2 separate regions of the Mus musculus genome follow, and region 1 is linked to region 2. A link is a loop called in an ENCODE intact Hi-C map of the cell type or tissue named here. Cell type or tissue: heart. All regions are shown on one strand. Each heading gives the region's core, and the rest is flanking DNA. Links, peaks and the distances in the headings are about the cores only. Region 1 has its middle 47 kb from the start of 4930518C04Rik. Region 2 holds the start of 4930432J09Rik (RIKEN cDNA 4930432J09 gene).

Region 1 (2,920 bases), core at 118-2,617, 81 kb before region 2:
ATGATTTTCATGCTTCTGGTTAAAGAAGCTAGTGATGTTATCACCAGATCCTATATGAGAGCAGCTTAGGATGTGTGAAATATAAAGAGTCTTAGTCAGGGTTTCCATTGCTGTGAAGAAATACCATGACCCAGGCAACCCTTATAGAGGGAACCATTAAATTGGGGCTGACTTACAGCTTCAGAAGCTCAGTTTATTATTATCATAGCAGAAAGCCTGCAGGCAGACATGGTTCTAGAGGAGCTTAAAGTCCTACATCTTGACCCAAAGTCAGCCAGGAGGAGACTTGATTCCATACAGGATGTAGCTTGAACATTTAAAATCTTAAAGCCCCACCTCCACAGTGACAAACTTCCTCTAACAAACTTCCCATAAGGCCATACTCCTAATAGTACAACTCTCTATGGGCCAAGCATTCAAACACACATGAATCTATATGGGGGTCAAACATATTCAAACCACAGAAGTGTATGTATATATATATATATATATATATATATATATATATATATATATATATAAAATGTTTATCTGAATGATTATATCAAGATGGCAATATAGTATTTAAAAAATAGAAAATTGTAGGGTGTAGGTATTGTACTTAAGACTAGGGTTCTGGCAAAGACTACTAAAAGTACATAGAAGAAGAGAAAAATTAATTTTGAAAACCTACAGGTAATTCTGACCAATTAACTTTAAGCAGAACCATACTTAGAATTCAACAGAAAATTAAGCCTATCTTAGGATCCTTTTCCATATCCAACAGTATAAATTAGAGAGGATGACTCTCTTCAATAAAACAAAGAATAGCGTTTCTGTATTAGCCCACAGAAGGGAGAGCAGGCCCTAGGATACTCCTCCAAAGCCAAAACAGCAAGAAGAGAGTATCTTGTTTATTAACAAGATGATACTTCTTAAAAATTTTCTATAGTGTGAAGAGTTTTAAAAAAAACCACCTCTACTTCCAGTGGCAAATTTCTAACATGCTCCTATTATCTTTGAGAGTTTACTTTGTGGTTAAATATGTTGCAAGGCAGAAATTTTGCAGACATAAGCATGTTATAACCTGTTGACCTTAAAACCAGAAGGTTACAAATGGGCCCAACCCTGTCACGTGTGCCCTTTCAAGGCACAGTTCTATTTTTGGTGGCTGAAGAGGAAGTCAGAGGACATCTAAGAGTAAAGAGGACTTGATGGGACTTTGCAGATTTGCAGATGGAGAGGGCCTTATGGCAAGAAGTATGGGCTAACCAGGAAATGCTGATGTGAGTCCTCTCAGCACAGAGATGCTGCCAGCCCTGCATATGGAAGTGTGCCTTCCTGCAGACTCTTCAGAGAGCAGGGTGTCCTGCCTAACACCCTGATTTTGTGACTGTCTAAGCAGAAAGCCCCAGTCATCTGCATGGACTTCAGATATGCAGGCTTGTGAATGGGTTGTGCATCAGAGTACAGTTGAGGCAATATAGAAGAAGACATGGCGGTTTAATTATATTTAGGGTAATGCATGGGTCACCGTATACAACAAAGGAGAGATGAAAGAGTCTGCTAGCCCAGGCATGCAGCTGCAAAGGAGTACACAGACCTGTAGTCAGTGTTGCACCCAGTGCTGGAGGCATTGCAGGACTCCCCCAAGCACTTGTAAAATGTCAAGCCCATTAAGGAGTGCTTGTTCCAAATTCTTTTGAAGAGAATCCAGATTATATGTTGTTATCAACGGAGGTTGAAAGTCAGACGATGTCTGTAGTGTGTATAACCAAGTCAGTTCAAATGTTTTCTAAATCACAGCTCATGATGGTGCTTTCCCAGTACCCAGTTTACTTCCTGACCCACTTGGACTTCTGAAAGACCTCTCTTTAGCAGAGTTTGATTCTGGTTTCTCTAGGGTGATCTGTCCCATCTCTTCTTCCCTGTATCCCCTTTCCCTTTGTCCTTTTCCTTCAACCTTAAAGAGCCAAGCACTGTTCTAAGCCCTGGTATCCTCAGCATGAACAAGTTGCATCAGATCTAGGGTGTAAAGCAGACAAGTCATGGCTAAGGGGTGAGAACTGTGCAGTAAGTACTGTGCGGTAAGTACTGTGCAGTGTGGGTGAGAGAGAATAAGAGAATAGGTAGATGCATATGTCATTAAAGCAGCCAACTCCCACTGAGGAGGGCAGAGTTTCCTGAGAATTAATTGTCACTCTGAAGCCCAGGCTCTCCCTCAGAGCTATCCAGGTGTAGAGCGATGAGCAATTAATTACCAGTGGAGGGTGAAGCAGGAACTTCAGGGCCTCGATGTTCAGATACGATCTGAAGCCAGTTCACACAGCCTTCTGAGCCAGGTTGAGGATTTACGATTCTATCCTAAGAGTCCTGGGAAGCTAATGGGTGACGTTTTAGGAGGACACAGACATGGCTTTGGGATTGTGACAGGTGCGCTAACAGACCAGAGGAATGGGCGATCTGGTGAAGGCAGAGCAGAAGATGATAGTTTGTCTAAGGGATGGCTTTTTTAAAAATTAGATATTTTCTTTATATACATTTCAAATCCTATCCCGAAAGTTCCCTCTACCCTCCCTTCGCCCTGCTCCCCTACCCACCCACTCCCACTTCTTGGCCCTGGCATTCCCCTGTATTGGGGCATATAAAGTTTGCAAGACCAAGGGGCCTCTCTTCCCAATGATGGCCGACATCTTCTGCAACATAAGCAGCTAGAGATATGAGCTCTGGGGGTACTGGTTAGTTCATATTGTTGTTCTACCTATAGGGTTGCAGACAAGGGATGGCTTTTTATAGAAAAGAAGTAGAGAGATTCAAGAGACACACACACACTAAATTAATATGAAGCCATATTAATTTAGTGGCTTCAGAGAGAAAAGCTAGGAATTGAGTTCGACTTGGTCCTTTCTAGTCATATTATATAAGACTTTCTGTGTGCCTG
Region 2 (2,920 bases), core at 280-2,779:
ATGTCCAGTCTGCTGGTCCACTTTACTTCTCTTGCAATCTGCTCGGAGCCTTCCCAGGTGCTGCTGTATATTTTCTCTCTCTTATTAAAAAAAAATCTTCCCCCTTAAAATGGATCTATCATATTGGCAATCTCTTTAGTGTACACCCCCCTTCCATACACACTGTTCTCTGAGGGGTATCTCATGGATGGGGAGCTGTGTGTCATCTTAGGGAACTCAATTTGTATTGCTGAGATAACATCTGGAGGCCACTGGCACCCGGGAACTCAGACAGAGATGTAGCTCTATCACTGATCGCGTGGGTTCGCAATGGTAAATCCATTTTTCTTTTAAAAAAGTATTTGTTTATACTGTATCCATGTTGAAGACACCGTTTGCATCTAAGGAGAACCATCTAGACCTTCCTGCAGGATATGTTGACCCAAGGTTTTCTTTTAAAACTCCATAGGCCTACATTAGATTTCATTTCTAGTGCAAAGTAGTTGAAACATTTTTTTTTTAAAAAAAGAAAGAAGAATTGTGAGATATTTCAATTAAAAGTTATACTTAAAAAAACATATTAGTAAAAATTATCTGGTAATATTTCTATTAAGTTATATTTGAGAAGATAATATTCTTATCTAGTTATATTTGATAACAGATTTGGTAAATGTAATTTTTCAACACAGTTTTTGAAAATTCTGAGTACTGGAATATACTTCTTTATGACCTTAGTGATAAATATCTTTATTGTGTATTTGTTCAATAAATCAGATAATCCCATTGACAACTATGGACAAAATATGGATCAAATGTCACATTACATTCTAAATCATGCATCTTATCCATGACTAGACACGCAAAAATAAAATACAAGACTTTGGAAAGTGTTTGGACTAAGATGTCAAAGAGGTTAATTAGCTCACATGAAAATCAAAGAAAACCATGTTTTCACACAAAATAGGAAATAAAAAAAGAAAAGAAGAAAAAAAAAAGAAAAGATATAAAGACAAGGAAATCACTCTTAGCTACAGAAACAAATTTTATTAGCTTCTCAGCACTTCAGCTCACTCTTGGTGTCATAACTTATCAATTCAAGTAGCAGGAAAGAGTAGAATTTAGAAATAATTCTGATCATTTCTTCTAAGAAGTAGAGAGAGAACAAAACCCACGCCAAAGAGAACCCTCCCTTGAACGGGTGATGGTAGAGTGAAGAAGCATAATGTGCTCAGGTGAGAGACTGGCTGCAGTCAGTGTAGCACTCACAATGCCCACGCTGCCCTGAAGCAACAGGTAGCAAAGTTCTGGGAGGAGGGGAGCAGAGAAAGAGGTTCAGGGTCCTACCTGGAATCCAGGTGGTCTTAGGTGAAGATAAAGGTGGCATTTTCTGTATTCTCATCCAGAAGTGTAGCGCGTGTCAATGGAAAGGAGCCTGGCTAAAATCAACATTTTTTATTTTGGAAGAAGAAAACAAAGCAGACATCACTTTAGGGACATCTTAAACCAGAAACAATTAAATATACTCTTTCTTGCTTTAATGGATATAATAGCCCAATGTTCTTCAAGAAACTCACTGTTCCTCCTTAACAAACCTTGGGGGGCGGGGGAGAGGGAGGTAGGGAAGTGATTAATTTAATCTGTAACTTTTTCCATTCCCAGTCTGTTCTCAGCACTTGGTGGGGGGAGCTTTAGAGTTCTTACAGCTCCCCCTACTGGTGGTAAACAGGATGTGCAGCTTTTGTACGTAAAGCTTTGGCTTGTTTATTCTGAGAACAACAGCTAAATATAACATCAGCTTGTTATTGCAAAAGCAAGATTCCTCTCGTCGTTTCCGATGTCTGAAAAAGTTCAACGCGTAAATTAAAAACACGAAGGGTCATAGAATTTTCTGGAGAAACTATTTCCCGAAGTCGGGGCAACAATGGATTCTGGACTAGAGCAATCCCACACAGTACAGCTTCAAGAATCTGTTTCTGAGATCCAGCCCCAGAAATGACTTAGGATCTGTGGGCGATCATTTCGATTGCACCGCCTTGCCTCCATGCTCTGTTCAGATTTTATCTGTAACCCTGGGCAGACAGAAGTGAGAGGGATACCAGTCAGTTTAGCTGCTGCAACACTGTCTCAAAACCCCCGCTGCCCTTGCAGTTGGGGGTCTGTCATGTGTCAGGCCTGACCCATTCAAGAGAGCTGTGGTCTACAGCTGCCGGCAGTGCAGCAGGTGCGCTGGGGATCACTGCCTGGCCTGTATCCCTGCATGTCATGCAGAGCTGAGATATTTGTACATTTCCGTTTCTTGACCAATAAAATCTCTAAAGTCTGTCTTGCCTTCATATTTCAAAGTATGAAGATATACTAGCCATTCCACATTTTTAATGGTAGCTTTAATTTTTTTTTTTACATCACTGGAGTCTCTTCATATCTGAGTCTATTCTCCTTGTTCTCAATGGTGTCTCTTTGCATAATGTGCAGAACGCCTCAGGCATTTTTGAGCGAACTGGTTTTGCTGTAGAAGAAAAGCCCAATTGCTATTTCAGGATGTGACGATCTTTAAGACTGGGAAAGTAACATATCTCCATCAATTGTAACCAAGTCTTTCGTATTTTGACAGACAGGGGTGAGAAGATCTGAAAAATCGGTGTTTAATCGATGTTTCCTTGTGCCATGATTATTCTTGTTTGTTGGACCACGCTGTCCGTTCATGCCACTTTCCTTTCTCTCGGCTTCACTTGCTACTCACTCCAAGAAACATATGTTCAAAGTCAAGCTGATTACCTTTAAAATGCATTGCTAATTATTAAAACTCAAGGCACGTTTGATATGAATTTCAGCTAGACAGTGGCTTCCATGACCAGGATTCTGTTGGTTTTCTCTGGGGTTTGCAATTGCCTTTCTTTTTTTAACTTGCCCTGGGAATATTTGTTACCTCCTTTTTCCTCCT

The links. Hi-C counts contacts between places; a loop is a spot of excess contacts. Peaks named below come from ENCODE experiments on the same cell type or tissue, not always from the same donor. Only the 100,000 strongest peaks of a DNase experiment are listed, where the experiment ranks them.
Region 1: it touches region 2 in a loop (2.4-fold over the local background); 1 of 42 quality-filtered maps calls a loop at or near these places.

The regions. Positions count from the first base shown.
Region 1 is chr14:103,944,766-103,947,685 of GRCm38, forward strand. No RefSeq gene overlaps it. Among named protein-coding and RNA genes, the nearest start is that of 4930518C04Rik, 47 kb to the left of the region's middle. In heart, for the core only: no CTCF peak of the experiment used is centred there; a DNase peak (open chromatin) is centred at 1,226.
Region 2 is chr14:104,025,604-104,028,523 of GRCm38, forward strand. 4930432J09Rik (RIKEN cDNA 4930432J09 gene) reads right to left here and starts at 1,539. Exons shown (of 3, transcript NR_045953.1): 1 at 1,324-1,539. All of the region lies in intron 1 of Gm41238 (a long non-coding RNA gene), which reads left to right. In heart, for the core only: no CTCF peak of the experiment used is centred there; a DNase peak (open chromatin) is centred at 1,678; H3K4me3 peaks cover 293 bases; H3K27ac peaks cover 555 bases.